Regions from separate parts of the Homo sapiens genome. Here region 2 is linked to region 1. Evidence: chromatin loops called from intact Hi-C (ENCODE). Cell type or tissue: K562. All regions are shown on one strand. Links, peaks and the distances in the headings refer to the core of each region. The heading gives the core; the rest is flanking DNA. Region 1 has its middle 8.1 kb from the start of SLC22A8. Region 2 overlaps ASRGL1 (asparaginase and isoaspartyl peptidase 1).

Region 1 (8,793 bases), core at 3,211-5,710:
GGGGCCATTTGTGCCCCTGCTCCTGCTGTGGCTGCTGCCTGCTGGCTGCCCACTCACCACCCTCTCCAGGGTGGTTCCAGGCAGTTCTGCAGCACGTGTGGGCCCCTGTCCTGCTCCCCAGACTGCAGTCCCTGGCAGGGATGGCGAGACATTCCGTAAATTCCCAAGGGCCAGGAGCTATTCCTCTCTGGTGGCTGACTGGGGGCCTCTCAGCCCGTGGCTTCGTCAGTGACTTATTAGGGACTCCAGATTCAGCCCCTGTGCTTGGGTGGTTCTAACAGATTTGGTGGCCTCTGTATGGTGGTTTCAGGCTTGACCTGCCATGGGATGTCCTCTGCCCTCAAACCCCAATCTCTCTCTCCCTTCACAGGCTGATTCTAAAGTTTCCTTTATGGGAGTGAGGCAGTTCAGGGAATGAGGATTCTGCAGGCCTGAATTTTTTTCTTTTTTTGAGGGGGAGTCTTGCTCTTGTTGCCCAGGCTGGAGTGCAATGGCTCAATCTCCGCTCACCACAACCTCCGTCTCCCAGGTTCCAGTGATTCTCCTGCCTCAGCCTCCCGAGTAGCTAGGATTACAGGCATGCGCCACCATGCCCAGCTAATTTTGTATTTTTAGTAGAGACGGGGGTTTCTCCATGTTGGTCAGGCTGGTCTCGAACTCCTGACCTCAGGTGATCCACCTGCCTTGGCCTCCCAGAGTGCTGGGATTACAGGCATGAGCCACCGTGCCCAGCTGCACAAGCCTGAATTTGAATCTCGACTCTACGTCTTGTTAGCTGCGTAGTGATGCCCGCCTAAGCCTCAGTTTCATCACTTGTAACTGCAAAACGGGGAATAAAACCTACCTATGGGATTGTTGGGGTTTTAAATAAAAGTGTATAAAGCCTGAGCCCAGTGTTGGGCACACAGTATTTAATTACAGGGTCAGCCCTGAGGGCACAGGCCTCAGCAAGGCCCGACACTCCCAGAAGAGGAGGAGGAAGAGAGGCCAGAACAGGAGGAGTGTTCTCCAGCTCCTGGGGCACGGGCCGAAAGCCCTTCCATGTGGGTGGGCTTCTTGAGGCCCTCCCTGGGCCCTTGGAGGCAGCCCTGGCCCAACTAATTCTGGTCAAGCCCATCATGTTGCCAGGCAGCCTGGGTCTCAGCTGCCACCCTAAGTGGCACAGTGCAGGGACACAGGACGCTCTGAGGGCTGTGCTCCAGCTGCCAGGGCAAGGCTAGGAAATGTCCTCATGGGCAGCTCTGAAGGCACGGTCGGGAGAGTCGCCCCCTTCTGGTGTGCACCGGAACGGCACCTGTTTCCTCAGGAGGGTGTGGCTGCATTTTGGAGCCCTCGCGCCACCTGGCAAAGAACCCAGCGCAGGGAACGGATTATGTGGATCCCGGAGCTTCCTCACACCAGACACCTGCCTAAGAACTGGAGGGCGGGACCCCAGGCTGACGCTCCTTAGCAGCAGGCGGAGGGGACACATGCCACTGTCCCCATGTCCCAGCACGGCTTTCTGTTCATCCGATGTCTTAAGCCAGGGTTGGCCAACTCAACTCACGGGGCCAGGTGATGTGGCCAAGTGAGGTGGGCCAAGTGCCAGCGAAAGGGAGCGCGGGGCCACGGGGAGTTGCAGAGCGCATGTCCAGTCTGAAGGGGGCAGCGGCCCGCTCAGCACCAGCTGGTGTTGCCATGGGGATATGCAGGCTTCAGTTGCCAGATCTTCAGATATTTTAAAAATAGCTTGAAATCTGGACTTTTGTGTGAAATTTTCCAATTGTGTAGGCGACCCCTCCTCCCACCTTCTGGAATCCCTTTGTCTTTTCTGCTTGAACCCCCTAAAGGGGTCAACTCCCTCAAGTGATTCCTTGCAGACGAAGGTAGGATCTCCTCTGATTCGTCCTCACAGTTCCTCCTTGCTGGCCTTCAGGAGTTTATTCACCGAGCAAACATCCAGCACCTGCTCTGGGCTAGGCCTTGTGCAGAAATGGATTTTGAAGATGGGAGGAAATGGAGAAGACTCAGAGCATTGCTTTGGAGAATGAAGGAAGAATGGAGGGGACAGGTGTCAGGCTCCCTGGGACACCTTACCACCACTTCCCAATTGGGATCTCCTATCTGAGCTGTGAGGTCTCCTCCCTGTTATGCCATCCATGCTTTGGGTGGAGAGCCTCGTTCCCACTCAGCATCTCTTTTCTCATTGTTTCCAAGGCTGGGTCTTTCTTGGCTCCTCAAATCACACCTCCTCCGAGAGGCTTTCCTGGACCATGCTAGCTAGAGCAGCTTTCTCTATACCAACCGTACACTCTTTATAGCACTCATCACTGTCTGAAATGATACACTTGCTTATTATCTATCTGCCTTCTCCCCACTCAACTATAAGGCCACAAAGGCAGGGCCTTCCTGAAGGATGTATTGGCTGCTCTCTGAACCCTTGGCAGGAGTTTGTGAGTTTATATTCCCCAGATGCTCTTCAGGCACAAAAAGCTAGACTAGAGGTTTTCAACAATGTCCAAAGGGTCTTTAAAACTCTGGAGTCACCGCCATCATCGGTAGTCCTTTTATCTCCACTGGTGTGTCCATGGCAGGGCCCTGCTTTCTGCTGTCCTTTGGGGCCCTGGAAATCCCAGATCTGTTTTCAGGAAACATTCTTAGCAGAGGTAGTGCTCTGTCCCAGACCACACTTGCTGGGCCTGTTTTCTCGCCTGCAAAAATGGGCAGAATGATAACTGTTGCAAGCTCATAGGGGTGTGAGGAGGGGAGTGCACGTCGTCCTGTGAGGTGGTAACCCCAAATTCTGTCATGAAGCATGGTGTCCCCTGGGTCCTGGCTGGGAGCTCGGAGCCCATTTTATACCTACCCCCAAGTAGTGCATGTATTCTGCCTGCCTTATTTCCTGCCCACAGCCCTTGCACAGGCCTGCTCTGCAGTTGGTCTCCCTCAGCATGGCAGAAGAGCTTAATGATAAAGATGGGCTGAGCTTCCAGGAGCAGACGGCATGGGACAGAAGTCACAGATGCAAGGGAAGATACTCAGAGCCTGTGAAATCCCCTCAACTGCTCCCCTCCCCCACCAACCTTGTCCTTGGACTTGCATGTCCCTCCTCGGGAGGGGGATTGGCAGATGAAACTTTATCATGATGAAGGCAAGGGCCAGTCACAGCTGAGCTCCTGCATGTAGAGGACTCGGCAGCAGGGACCAGTCTGATGATAAAAATGACAGCAACCGTATACATAGCTGCTTGTCAGGGGAGGGAACCTGGTGCTGGGGGTGAGGGCAGGAGTTCACTGTTGCGTGCATTCGTATCTGCCAACCCAACAGTGTTCAGAATCATAGATGGCTGTTTATCTTGGGCAGGGGGGCACTGGTGGCCCACCCCAGAGCTCTGATCTCATCTTAGCTTCATCAGTGCTGTTGATGAAATTCAGAGAAGTAAAGTTTATCAGGTTTTCAGAGAACCCAAAGCTGGGATACAAGGTGTCTAAGTAGGAGAACAGAATCAAGATCCAAAGCAGTTGGAAGGTTGAATACTGGGCCTGCTTCCTTCTGGCAATGTAATTTCAGACAAGTCTCATAAAGTTTTTGAGCCCTGGTTTTCCCATCTGCAAAATGGGGACAATGCCACCGACACTGCAGTGCTGTAAGGGTTAAGAAGACAGCCTACATAGAGCACCCAGCAGAGGCTGTATGCCTGGCACACAGTAGCCCCTCACTCACTAGTGGCTACGGCTGTGATGAATACCAATGTGAGCTCCTTAGGCCAGGAGCCTTGTCTTTCGTTCCTGTATTCCTGGTGCCTGGTATGGCGTGGGCACTGAACAAATGTTTGTCAGATGAATGAACAAGATGAATTTGACAGGGATAAATGTCAGTTCCTGGACTCGCATCCAAAGACCCAGCTGCACAAGGATGCAGTGGGGGAGAAATGGCTTAGCAACAGCACATGTGAGAAAAGCCGAGGGATTGAAACTGACAGAAATTCAGTCAACATGAGGTGGCTGCCAAAACCAGCCAGGGCAAACTTGGGTAGCATTATTAGAGGCTGGGTGCTCAGAAGAGGGAGGCCACGGTGGTCAGACCAGCCTCAAGAGCCACAGACCCTTGTACGTTTCGCCTGTAGGGAGGCTGGCCAACCAGATGAGGTGGGGAAGAGTCCTAAAGACCACATATCATGAGATGCGGCTGAAGAAACCAGGGCGCTGAGCTTGGAGAAGAGAATCACAAGGCACGTGGTGGCATTCAGATCTTGCCTCTTCCACTTGCTCTGGACAATCAACAGCTCCAAGTCCCAGTTTCCTCATCCGTAAAATGTGCAAGCCACAGGTTGGAGGTCACGCCGCTGCTGGAGAAGGGCAGAAATGGGAACCCGAGCCTTACTGGACCGGCCCCCCTCCGCCTCCCTCCTGAGCTCTTCAGCACGGAGGTTGTTCACGCTGAGGACAGCTGTCAGGGAAACTGTGGGTGGCCAGAGGCCTCTGTTTCCATTTTAGGGGTTGGACCAGGATCACAGGGGCAGCTCCTTCCAGCCCTAACCCTTCCTTCTCCTTTCTTCCACTTGTGGCCGATTCTATAGTCTGGGTGCTTTCCTGGCGGCCAGCTTCCCTCTATTTGCATGGTTTCTGCGTGTAAGATTTTGTGTGCAAAAGGCTGCATCTGTTCCTCTTCTTCCCAGAAACCGCCCGGTGCCTGCAGTGCGCCCGCCTGGTGTTCCCTCTGCTCCCTCTGGTGGCTATAGCGGGTACTGCACAGGGCTCAACAGAGCCAACCAGAATAGCGTTGGAATCAGACATCTTGGTAAAAGTCCCGGCCCTCCATCAACAGATGAATGGATAAGCATAATGTGGTATAACATACAATGGAATATTATTCAGTCTTAAAATGGAAGGAAACGATGACAACTGGATGAGTCTCAAAAACATTAAGTGAAAATAAGTTGGCACAGAAGGACAAATATTTTATGATTCCATTTATAGGAGGTATATAGAACAGGTAGATTCAGAGACACAAAGTAGAACAGAAGTTACCAGGGGCTCACAGAGGGGGAAAAGGGGAGTTATGGTTTAATGGGTACTGAGTTTCTATTCGAGATAATGAAAAATTTCTGGAAATGGATAATAGTCATGGTCACACAACATCGTGAATATACTTAATGCCACTTATTGTACCCTTAAAAATTGTTAAAATGGTAAATTTTGTGTTGTATATATTTCATTACAATAAAAAGTAATACAATATTCATAACACAAAATTTACCATTTTAAGCATCTTGCTACCTAAGGGCTGCATGAGCTTCATCAAGTCACTTAGCTTCTCTGGGCCTCTGCTTCCTCATCTGTAAAGTGGGGAGAGCAATACTGCTTACCTCACTGCTACCACCCTGGTCCAAGCCACCATACTTTCTCACCTGGAGGATTGCAAACTGCCTCCTTGATGGTCTCCTGGCTTCACTTTGGCCCTTCCCAACAAGTCTTTTTCTACTAAGCAGCCATAACATCTAGAAAACTAGGTTAGATCAGTCACGCTCCTGCTTAAAATTCTCCCCACACTCCTCTTTTTGACCAACAGGATCTGGTCTGTGATCACCTCTCCTGCCTCAGTACTTTCTGCCACCTCTCCCTCACCAAGATATTACTCCATGCTCCTTTTGCCTCCAGGCCTTTGGCCTCATTGGTTACCCTGACTTGAATGCTGTTCTCCTGATTGTCTTACATTGCCAGGTCATCCTTGTCATCAAGGTCTCATCTCAAATGTCACCTTCTTTTTCTGGGGATTTCATTTCTTACCAGCCACTCCAATGTTGCCTTACCTTCTAGCCATACTCTTATCACCTCTGTCTTGTTTGATTTTCTTCATAGCACCTGTCATGATCTGAAATTGTCTTATCTCTGTGAAACTGGGTCATTTTATGGGCTGGATTTTGTAGAGTGCAAAGTAGGGTATAGTTTTTATTTTTCTTCTGCCTCCATCCTTGCACTTGCTCTGTTGCTTCTCTCTCCCCACATTGTCTTTGTCCATTTTCTGTTGCCTATAACAGAATACCACAGACTGGGTAATTTAAAAAAAATAAAAAAAGAGATTCATTTGGCTCATGGTTCTGGAGGGTGGGAAGTCCAAGAGCATGGTACTGCATCTAGTGATGGCCTTAGTGCTGCATCATAACATAGTGGCAGGCATCACATGGTGAGAGAGGGTGAGAGAGTGTGAGACACAGACAGAACTGGGGGTTGAACTTATCCTTTTACCAGGAGCCTGCTTCCGGGATAACTAACCCACTCCTCTGATAACAGCATTAACCCACTGATGAGGGCAGAGCCCTCATGACCTAATCATATCTTCAAGTTCCCACCTGTTTTTTTTTTTTTTTTTTCCAGACGGAGTTTCACTGTCATCTCCCAGGCTGGAGTGCAGTGGCACGATCTTGGCTCACTGCAACCTCCACCTCCCAGGTTCAAGCGATTCTCCTGCCTCAGCCTCTCAAGTAGCTGGGATTACAGGCGCATGCCACCAGACTCAGCTAATTGTTGTATTTTTAGTAGAGATGGGGTTTCACCATGTTGGCCAGGCTTGTCTTGAACTCCTGACCTCAGGTGATCCACCCGCCTTGGCCTCCCAAAGTGCAGGGATTACAGGTGTGAGCCACTGTGCCGGGCCCCCAGCTATTAATACCATCACAATAGCAATTAAATTTCAACATGAGTTTTGGAGGGGACATTCAAACCATAGCACCCCTCCTTGAAAATGTTTCAGCTAAGTATAGTTTACCCATTTTTTTCAGGTATTAGATCAATTTCAATTTTAGACATTAAAAGTCTGATTCTTTTAGGAGATGTACATTGAAGGATTTAAGAATGAAGAGTCATGGTGTCTGAAGCTTGCTTTCAAGTGATTTAGCAAGACCATGTATACACACATACACACAATGTTAACAAGTTTTGAATCTAGGTGGTGAATATATAGGTATTTATTATACTATTCTTTCAACTTTTCTATATGTTTGAAAATTCTTATAAAATGTTGGGCAAAAAGGAAACTGCTTTTGTCAGGTTAAGAAAATAAACCCAGTCCTATATAAATAAAAATATTTATCTTCCATCCAATATAAAGCTTCTCCTATTCAAGCTGACCAGGCCTGGCTTTCCGCAGTGGGGAAGGTTGGGGGGATGGGCAGCGGGTGTATGGCCAATGTCCTCACTCTCTCGGATTCACCTCCCCTCCCACTCCTAGCAGCTGCTTCAGCTCCTTCAGGGTCTGGGAAGGGAGGAGGGAGGAAAGGAAGAGGAGAGGGCTCCTCAGTTGTGCTCTTGTCATCCATGTGGGGTGTACTGCTGGGCTTCCCCCTCCAGGAACTCTGCCCATACCATTGTTTTTTTTGTTTTGAGATGGAGTCTCACTCTGTCACCCAGGCTGGAGTGCAGTGGTGCAGTTTTGGCTCACTGCAACTTCTGCCTTCTGGGTTCAAGCAATTCTCCTGCCTAGGCCTCCCTAGAAGCTGGGATTATGGGTGTGCACCACCACACGTGGCTAATTTTTGCAATTTAGTAGAGATGGGGTTTCACCATGTTGGCCAGGCTGGTCTTGAACTCCCGACCTCAGGTGATCTGCCCACCTCAGACTTCCAAAGTGCTGGGATTACAGGCGTGAGCCACCGTGCCCGGCCCCCACACCATTCTTGATGTGAGTGATGCCCAGCTGATCTCTCACACTCTGCCCAGTACTACCAAAAAAGCCTCTTTCTGCTGGGGTTGCCTTCTGCTCGCAGGTAGCCTCTTGGGTGAGGTCCCATTGAGGGGACAGTGTATTAGTCTGTTCTCATGCTGACAATACAGATACCCAAGACTGAGTACTTTATAAAGGAAAGGAGGTTTAATGGACTCGCAGTTCCACATGGCTGGGGAGGCCTCACAATCATGGTGGAAGATGAAGGAGAAACAAAGTCACATCTTACGTGGTGGCAGGCAAGAGAGGGTGTGTGCAGGGGAACTCCCCTTTATAAAACCATCAGATCTTGTGAGACTTATTCACTATCATGAAATCACTATCATGGGAAATGCCCACCCCCATGATTCAGTTACCCCCTACTGGGTCTCTCCCATGACACGTGGGAATTATGGGAGCTACAATTCAAGATTTGGGTGGGGATAGAGCAAAACCGTATCATTCCACTCCTGGCCCCTCCCAAATTTCATGTCCTCACATTTCAAAACCAATCATCCCTTCCCAACAGTCCCCCAAAGTCTTAACTCATTCCAACATTAACTCAAAAGTCCATAGTCCAAAGTCTCATCTGAGACAAGGCAAGTCCCTTCTGCCTATGAGCCTGTAAAATCAAAAGCAAGTTAGTTATTTCCTAGATAACAGTGGGGGTACCGGAATTGGGTATATACACCCATTCCAAATGGGGGGAACTGGCCAGAACAAAGGGGCTACAGGCCCCATGCAAGACCAAAATCCAGCGGGGAAGTCAAATCTTAAAGCTCCAAAATGATGTCCTTTGATTTCATGTCTCACATTCAGGCCACACTGATGTGAGAGGTGGGTTCCCATGGCCTTGGGTAGCTCTGCCCTTGTGGCTGGGAAAAAAACAGGAGCGATCACGTAACATTCCTGAACACCAAGGTATAGTACGGTGGACATTCCTGAGCCCTGCTTGGTCCCTGATGAAGGGATAGGGTTAGTGTTAGGGTTAGGGTTAGGATTAGGGTTAGGGTTAGGGTTACAACGGGCTGGGAGGGGGGCAGGGGTTGGCAGGGCTGCAACTTCTTTTATAGGTTTTCTTGGGCAGAATCAGTTCTGGTTTTCTGCTAGCTT
Region 2 (8,793 bases), core at 3,260-5,759, 640 kb before region 1:
TGCAGAACGTTAAATGTCTAGTGGGTATCCAAACAGGAAGCTGATTTTCTCCTAGTGAAACAAGCAAAACCTTTCCCCCACGTTACCACCTTCCCTATTTCCCATGTCTTATTTTTGTTGTCTTTCCACCAAATCAGTTTTCCTTCATGTGGGCTGTTCTTTTTACCAGTAAGATGTTCTGCAGAAGTAGTAGTCTGATTTCTATAAATGTTTAAAAAATTTAAAGTATAGAGTGCTAGATTAAGTTGCATCTGAGGAGTGGTACACTCCTTACTGTCTCCCCCTTCGTTTTGTTTAACTAATTGAGTTTTGAGTGGTCTATTAGTTCTTTCAACTATGGCCTGTCCTTGGGAATTATAGGGAATTCCTGTTGTATGTGTAATTTTCCACGGATTTAAGAATTTTTGGAAAGCTTTACTACAATATCCTGGTCCATTGTCAGTTTTGATTTTTTCTGGAACTCCCATTACAGCAAAACAAGACAATAAATGTTTTTTAACATGGGAAGTACTTTCTCCTGTTTGGCAAGCTGCCCATATGAAATGTGAATAAGTATCAACTGTTACATGAACATATGATAATCTTCCAAATGAAGGTACATGCGTGACATCCATTTGCCATAACACATTAGGACATAGACCTCTGGGATTAACTCCTGCCTCTTGAGTGGGCAGGTGTAGGACTTGACACTGGGTGCAATGTTGTACAATATTTTTTGCCTGTTTCCATGTGACGTCAAATTTGTTTTTTAATCCTGCTGCATTTATATGAGTCAAAGCATGAAGTTCTTGTGCTTTTATGAATGCAGATGGTACCAGTAAGTCAGCTTGTTCATTTGCTTTAGTTAAAGGCCCTGGTAAATTAGTGTGTGCCCAAATATGAGTAATGTAAAATGGGAAATTTCTGTTTCTTACAGTTTGTTGTAATAAATTGAACAGCTGGTTTAACTGATCATCCATGCTATATTTAATTAGAGCTGTCTCAACATCCCTTGTAGCCTGTACTACATATGCAGAATCTGATACAATATTAATAGGTTGATTAAAATCTTGTAACACTGTAAAGACTGCAACCAACTCAGCTCTTTGAGCCGATTGATAATGAGTTTTGATTACTTGCTCTTTTGGCCCTATGTAAGCTGCCTTTCCATTGCTGGAACCATCAGTAAACACCGTCAGAGCATTTTCTAAAGGTTCATGTCTCGTAATTTTAGGTAAAATCCAAGTAGTCAATTTTAAGAACTGGACGATTTTTGTTTTGGGGTAATGATTATCAGTAATTCCCACAAAATCAGTAAGACCAATCTGCCATGCACCAGAATTGATAAAGGCTTGTCTAACTCGTTCCTTGTTTAAAGGAACAACTATTTTGTCTGGGTCATTTCCACACAATTTTATTATTCGTAATTTTGCCTGACCAATTAATGTAACTATTTGATCCAAGTACAATGTAAAAGTCTTAATTGTACTGTGAGGAAGGAATGACCACTCCACAAGATCAGTATTTTGAACATTGATGCCTGCTGGAGAATGTGCAGTAGCAAAAATCAAAAGTTGGAGTGGGGCTAAGGGATCTATTCTATTTATTTGTGCTGGTTGAATTTTTTCTTCCACTAATTTAATTTTTTTTGTTGCCTCTGGAGTGAATATTCTTTTACTATTTAAATCTGGGTCTCCTCTTAAGATAGAGAACAAATTTGACGTGACATAAGTAGGAATGCCTAGAGTTGGCCGAATCCAATTAATATCTCCTAGCAATTTTTGAAAGTCATTTAATGTTTTTAATGTGTCTTTTCTTATTTCTATTTTTTGTAGCTTAATTTTTCTATATTCTATTTGCATCCCTAAGTAATGAAAAGGAGTAGAGGTTTGAATCTTATCAGATGCTATTGCCAGTCCAGCATTGGCAACCTCTGCTTGCAGAAATGTATAACAGTTAATTAATTTGTCTCTCATTTCTGCAGCACATAAAATATCATCAACATAGTGAATGATATAACAGTCTGAAAACTTGTCTCTAACTGGTTGAAGAGCTTGACAAATAGTTGGACTATTAAGCATTCCCTGAGGTAACACTTTCCACTGAAATCTGGTGGCTGGTTCTTTATTATTTATGGCTGGTATAGTAAAGGCAAATTTTTCATAATCCTGCTCCGCCAGAGGGATGGTAAAAAAGCAGTCCTTCAGATCAATTATAATTAAAGGCCAGTCTTTTGGGATCATGGCCAGAGAGGGCAACCCGGGTTGGAGAGGCCCCATGGGTTGAATTACGGCATTTACGGCTCTTAAGTCAGTTAACTTATGCCATCTGCCGGATTTTTTTTGAATTACAAACACAGGAGAATTCCAAGGCGAGAACGAAGGCTCAATATGTCCCTTTTCTAATTGTTCCTTTGCTAATAAATGTAAAGCCTCCAGTTTTTGTTTTGGTAGCGGCCACTGATTTACCCATACCGGTTTTTCTGTTTTCCAAGTTAATGGAATGGGTTTAGGAGGCTCTACAGTGGCCACCCCTAAAAAGGATACCCTATTCCTTTTCTTTCTTGATTTCTCTCAGTCTCAAGTGGAACTTTAATGCCATTTTCATTTTTTCCTAGTCCCTTTCCTGGTATATATCCCATATTAGTCATGATTTTTTGACTCCTGAGGCTGTATAATGGAGCAGGCATAGTGATTTCTGCACCCCATTGTTGTAATAAATCTCAACCCCACAGATGAAGTAATCATTGGTTGAAGTAATCATTGAAGTAATCATTGGTTGAACAGTACTTTCTTGATTATCCGGCCCTAAACAATGTAATAGTACTTTGATACACTTCTGAGGAGTGCCTACGCCGACAAGTCCTGTAACAGCCTTTCATTTAGGCCAATTTTTTGGCCACTGGTTTAAAGCAATGATAGAGACATCTGCTCCAGTGTCTACCAACCCTTCAAACTGTTTTCCTTGAATAATGGCCTTACACACAGGTCTGCTCTCTGAGAACTGACTTGCCCAATATGCAGCCTTTCCTGCCGGATCAGTGCTTCCAAACCCTCCTTTCTATTTATCTCACTGTTTCCAACCTTAATATAAGGCAGGAGTAACAACTGAGCAATCCTGTCTCCTGGACTGGCACTGCAAGGAATTGAGGAGCTAATAACCAATTGAATTTCACCTTTGTAGTCTGAATCAACCACACCAGTATGAATTTGAACTCCCTTTAGATTTAGACTTGATCTTCCTAAGATTAGTCCTACAGTCCCCTCAGGCAGGGGGCCATATACCCCTGTGGGAATTTTTTGTGGGGGCTCCCCTGAAAGCAGAGAGACTGCTTGTATAGTACATAAATCTACTGCTACACTGCCGCTTGTGGCAGGGGACAATTGTTGTATTGTGGTAACTGGCTCATTCCCTGAGGCACTTGTGACAGTGGGGGTTGTTGTCCCTGAAAACCCTGAGGAACAAAGGGCTGAACTGGGAATGCCCCAGTTTGTTGCAGGGCCTGAGGCTGGCCCCTTTGCTGTTTCCTGACAATAGTTGCCCATTTCTATCAAATTTAGAATTTGATAGAATTCTAATAGTGTTTTTCTTTTTTACATCTTGGACATAAGTCGGGTGGCTCTTTATCTGTTGTTGTTGTAGTAGCTTGAATAGTTATATTTTGTTTTTTTGAGGCTGGGCAATTCTTTTTTAGATGACCAATTTGACCACAATTATAACATTTTCCCCCAAATGTTCTAACTTGTCCTCCTAAAGCAACTCCCATTATTGCTTGAGCCATAAGCATAGTTTTATGCATAGCTCCTCCAATTCCATCATAGGCTTTTACGTACTCTGAGATTACATCTGATCCTGTGGGAACCTTCCCTTTTAATGGCTTAGTGGCTGATTGACACTCAGGATTGGCGTTTCCATATGCCATCAACTCCACTATGACCTTACGGGCATTTTCATCGGTAATTGACTTTTGAGCAGCATCTCGGAGCCTTGCCACAAAATCAGGGTAGGGCTTTTTAGAGCCTTGTCTTATTGTATTGAATGAGGGGCAGGTGGTTCCTGGGTCTTGGATTTTTTTCCCAGGCCCTAAGGCAGATAGCTCTAACTTGCTCAATGGCCTCATTTTGCATTATTGCTTGTTGATTAGTAGTGCTCCAATTTTGACCTTTTCCTAATAGTTGATCTGCATCTATGTTAACTGGAGGATTGGCAGCCCTATTACTTCAGACCTGTTCTTGTGCCCCATCAATCCACCAACTCTTAAATTGTAAAAATTGAGACAGTGAGAGTGATGATTTGGCCAAAATCTCCCAATCATAAGGAATGAGTCTATGTCCATGAGCAGTGGAACCTAATAATGTTCTCATATAAGGGGAGTTGGGTCCATACTGTTTTACTCCCTCTTTCATATCTTTTAACATTTTTATAGAAAAGGACTCATATCTGGCCCCAACTAGGGTAGGCGCTCCTTCTTGGGCCCCTTCTCCAGGTGGCATCGGTACTGGGAATTGCCACGCCTCAATATCTCCTTGTTTCCTTGCCTTATCAATAATTTTATGTAATGCACTACCTTGTCCACTAGGTGGTGCTGTAGGATAAAGTCTTATAGTGGGCGGCTGAGGCTATAGCGCCCTGCCCTGTGGTGCTGGAAACACTCCTGGCTGTCCATACTGATTTTCTGGGGGCGGCCGATACTGAAGTTCGGCTGGCGGCCAGTATTGATAGGCTACTGGCGGTTGGGTCTTATTTTCTACCGGCTGATATTGTGGATACTGTATTTGGATTGGCGTTGCCATGACAGAGACTCTCTATTTGATATTCTCTTGGGGTTTGTACTTGTCTAACCTGCATTTGAGGTTGTAATGTTACAGGCATCTGAACCGCTGGAAGAGGAGTTGGCCATCATGGTTTAGACTCTGATGGCCCCGCTAATTCTGGACCTTTTTCTTCTAATTCTAATGCTTCAGGATATATTACCTCCTGTAATTGATTGTAGTCAACATTTTGCATTGACCGAGCCATTACAGACTCTGCTACATATTTACAATGTGAACTTTTGAACTTTCCATTCCTTTCTGGGATTCTATCCCTGCCTATTCTTCACAATCTATTACACAGCTTTCAGGGGCATCAGCAACTGAAACGCTATCTTCTCCTGTTTGAAACAGTTCTAAATTAGCTGCTTTAATAATGGCCCAATCATTCCATACGGTAAGTGGGATGATTTTACCCTTCCTACTTGCTTGTTTTAATTCTTTGCCAATTTTTTCCCAATCTTTTAGATCTAAAGTTCCCTGTTCTAGAAACCATGGGCAGAATTGTTCTACTGTTTGAAATAGCGTGATTAGATTTTTTTGTAGAGACTCTAACTCCCCCCTTTTTAAAAGAATTTTAATAAAGCTGAGATAAGAGGCATATTTACTTTCAGTTTGCCCCATTGTTACCCTAGGTTCTTCCGAGGGCACAAGCTTACCACAAGACTGACTGTAGACGTACTCGGGAATCTCTCATCAACTTGTTCTCAATGACCACGCTCTAGCTCACCTTCACCCTAGAGAAAAGCACCCACGTTGGGCACCAGATGAAGGGGTGGCCAGCCCCTCTACACCTGTGGGCGTTTCTCATCAGGTGGGACGAGAGACTGAGAAAAGAAATAAGAGGCTGGGTGCGGTGGGTCACGCCTGTAATCCCCGCACTTTGGGAGGCCGAGGCCGGTGGATCACGAGGTCAGGAGATCGAGACCATCCTGGCTAACAGGGTGAAACCCCATCTCTACTAAAAATACAAAAAATTAGCCGGGCCCAGTGGCGGGTGCCTGTAGTCCCAGCTACTCAGGAGGCTGAGGCAGGAGAGACAGAGACAACGTATAGAGAAAAAAAAGTGGGCCCAGGGGACCGGTGCTCAGCATACGGAGGACCCCCACCGGCAACAGTCTCTGAGTTCCCTCAGTATTTACTGATCATTATCTCTACCATCTGGAGAGGGGGATGTGGCAGGACAATAAGTTAATAGAGAGGAGAGGGTCAGCAGGAAAACATGTGAACAAATGTCTCTGTGTCATAAATAAGGAAAGGTGCTATGCCTTGATGTGCATGTATACAAACATTAAAGAGCAGTATTGTCGCTAGCACCTCTCACCTCCAGCCCTAAGGCTGTTTTCTCCTATCTCAGTAAATAGAACATACAATCGGGTTTTAAACCCAGACATTCTATTGCCCAGGGACAAGCAGGAGACAGATGCCTTCCTCTTATCACAACTGCAAAGAGGCCTTCCTCTTTTACTAATGCTCCTCAGCACAGACCCTTTACGGGTGGGGTGTCGGGCTGGGGGACAGTGTCGGGCTGGGGGACGGTCAGGTCTTTCCCTTCCCACAAGGCCATATCTCAGGCTATCACATGGGGAGAAACCTTGGACAATACCTGGCTTTCCTAGGCAGAGGTCCCTGCAGCCTTCCGCAGTGTATTGTGTCCCTGGGTACTTGAAATTAGAGAATGGTAATGACTTTTAACAAGCATACTGCCTTCAAGCACTTTTTTAACAAAGCACAGCCTGCATAGCCCTAAATCCATTAAACCTTGAGTCAACACAGCACGTCTCTGCGACACAGGGTTGGGGTAGGGTTACAGATTAACAGCATCTCAAGGCAGAAGAATTTTTCTTAGTACAGAACAAAATAGAGTCTCTTATGTCTACTTCTTTCTACATAGACACAGTAACAGCCTGATCTCTTTCGTTTCCCCACAAATCCATATAGTATTTGAGTGTGATAATGTAAAAATCAGTATTCATTTCTAAATCTAAGTACTGCTTTGAGAATTTTGTTGGTAATTCCAGTTGCTGCTGCTTCAGCAGAAGGAAGCTTCTCCAAATTAAAATAAATTAAAAACTTGCTAAAAACTATGTTGACTCAAGAAAGCTTGTCTTTTGCCATTTTGTCAATAGAAGTCACGTTAAGTATAAGAACATCATCAGGGGCCGGGCGCGGTGGCTCACGCATGTAATCCCAGCACTTTGGGAGGCCGAGGCGGGCGGATCACGAGGTCAGGAGATCGAGACCATCCCGGCTAAAACGGTGAAACCCCGTCTCTACTAACAATACAAAAAATTAGCCGGGCGTAGTGGCGGGCGCCTGTAGTCCCAGCTACTCGGGAGGCTGAGGCAGGAGAATGGCGTGAACCCAGGAGGCGGAGCTTGCAGTGAGCCGAGATCCCGCCACTGCACTCCAGCCTGGGCGACAGAGCGAGACTCCTACTCAAAAAAAAAAAAAAAAAAAAAAAAAAGAACATCATCAGGCCAGGCTTGGTGGCTCACGCCTGTAATCCCAGCACTTTGGGAGGCCAAGGTGGGTGGACTGCCTGAGCTCAGGAGTTCATGACCAGCCTGGGCAACATGGTGAAACCCCATCTCTACTAAAAAATACAAAAAATTAGCCAGGCTTGGCAGTGTGCACCTGTAGTCCCAGCTTCTCAGGAGGCTGAGGCAGGAGAACTGCTAGAACCCAGTTGCAGTGAGCCGAAATCACACCACTGCACTCCAGCCTGGGCGACAGGGCAAGAGTTGGTCTCAAAAAAAAAAAAAAAATCAGTACTCCCTGGAATGAAGCCAAGAAAAAATATTTTAATGGAATAAATACATAACTTATTAAATGCATCTGTGTGTGTGCATGTGTGTGTGTGCACGTGTGTGCGTGTGTGTGTGTGTGTGTTTGCCATTCATCTGCCATCACCAGCCGATTAACAAATGACCCTGGTATGCACAATAATAACTAAGTTAAGTCATCATTGGTAGTTTGTCAGCTTGCAGTGAGCCAAGATCACACCCCTGCACTCCAGCCTGGGCAACAGTGCAAGACTCCGTCTCAAAAACAAAAAAAAGTCCGGGCGCAGTGGCTCACACCTTTAATCCCAGCACTTTGGGAGGCCAAGGCAGGCAGATCATGAGGTCAGGAGTTCAAGACCAGCCTGGCCAAGATGGTGAAACTTCATCTCTACTAAGAATACAGAAAAATTAGCTGGGTGTGGTGGTACACGCCTGTAATCTCAGCTGTTTGGGAGGCTGAAGCAGAGAATTCCTTAAACCCGGGAGGCAGAGGCTGCTGTGAGCTGAGATGGCGCCACTGCATTTCAGCTTGGGCAAAAGAGCAAGACTCCATCTCAAAAAAATTTAAAAAGTAGATTTTAGGTACTCTTACCACAAAAAAATAAAGAAAGGTAATTGTGAGATGATAGGTATGTTATTCTAGTTGACTGTAATCATAATTTCACTATGTATATCAAAACATTCATGGCTGGGTGTGGTGGCTTATGCCTGTAATCCTAGAACTTTGGGAGGCCAAGACAGGCAGACTGCCCGAGCTCAGGAGTTGAAGACCACCCTGGGGCCAACATGGTGAAACCCCGTCTCTACTGAAAGACAAAAAATTAGCCGGGAGTGGTGGTGCATGCCCATAATCCCAGCTACTCAGGAGGCTGAGGCAGGAGAATCACTTGAACCTGGGAGATGGAAGTTGCAGTGAGCCGAGATCACACGACTGCACTCCAGCCTGCGCCACAGAGCAAGACTGTCTCAAAAAAAAAAAAAAAGTTCACCTTATATACAGTGAAACATATATACAAGAAAAATACCGATTTTTCAAGATACATTTACCACAGTAACAGGATAGAACATACTTATAACTTCCCAATATTAAATATATGGTATGTGGGCCTCCAGTTGTATTTGTATTGTTGCCATGGCCCCTTGCAAATGTTAGAGGTGGGCCTGCCACCAGCAGGGACTGGGAGAACCCTCCTTCCTTATCTAACAGGTAAAGGGTA

The links. Peaks named below come from ENCODE experiments on the same cell type or tissue, not always from the same donor. Only the 100,000 strongest peaks of a DNase experiment are listed, where the experiment ranks them.
Region 2: it touches region 1 in a loop (10-fold over the local background); 4 of 110 quality-filtered maps call a loop at or near these places.

Annotation. Positions count from the first base shown.
Region 1 is chr11:63,019,549-63,028,341 of GRCh38, forward strand. No RefSeq gene overlaps it. Among named protein-coding and RNA genes, the nearest start is that of SLC22A8, 8.1 kb to the left of the region's middle. RefSeq lists an enhancer at 733-1,314 and a silencer at 1,080-1,266. In K562, for the core only: a CTCF peak has its summit at 4,711 (motif pointing left); a DNase peak (open chromatin) is centred at 4,693; H3K27me3 peaks cover 1,190 bases.
Region 2 is chr11:62,376,372-62,385,164 of GRCh38, forward strand. All of the region lies in intron 4 of ASRGL1 (asparaginase and isoaspartyl peptidase 1), which reads left to right. Among named protein-coding and RNA genes, the nearest start is that of SCGB1A1, 38 kb to the right of the region's middle. RefSeq lists enhancers at 5,774-6,339, 6,340-6,905. In K562, for the core only: a CTCF peak has its summit at 4,558 (motif pointing right); a DNase peak (open chromatin) is centred at 4,590.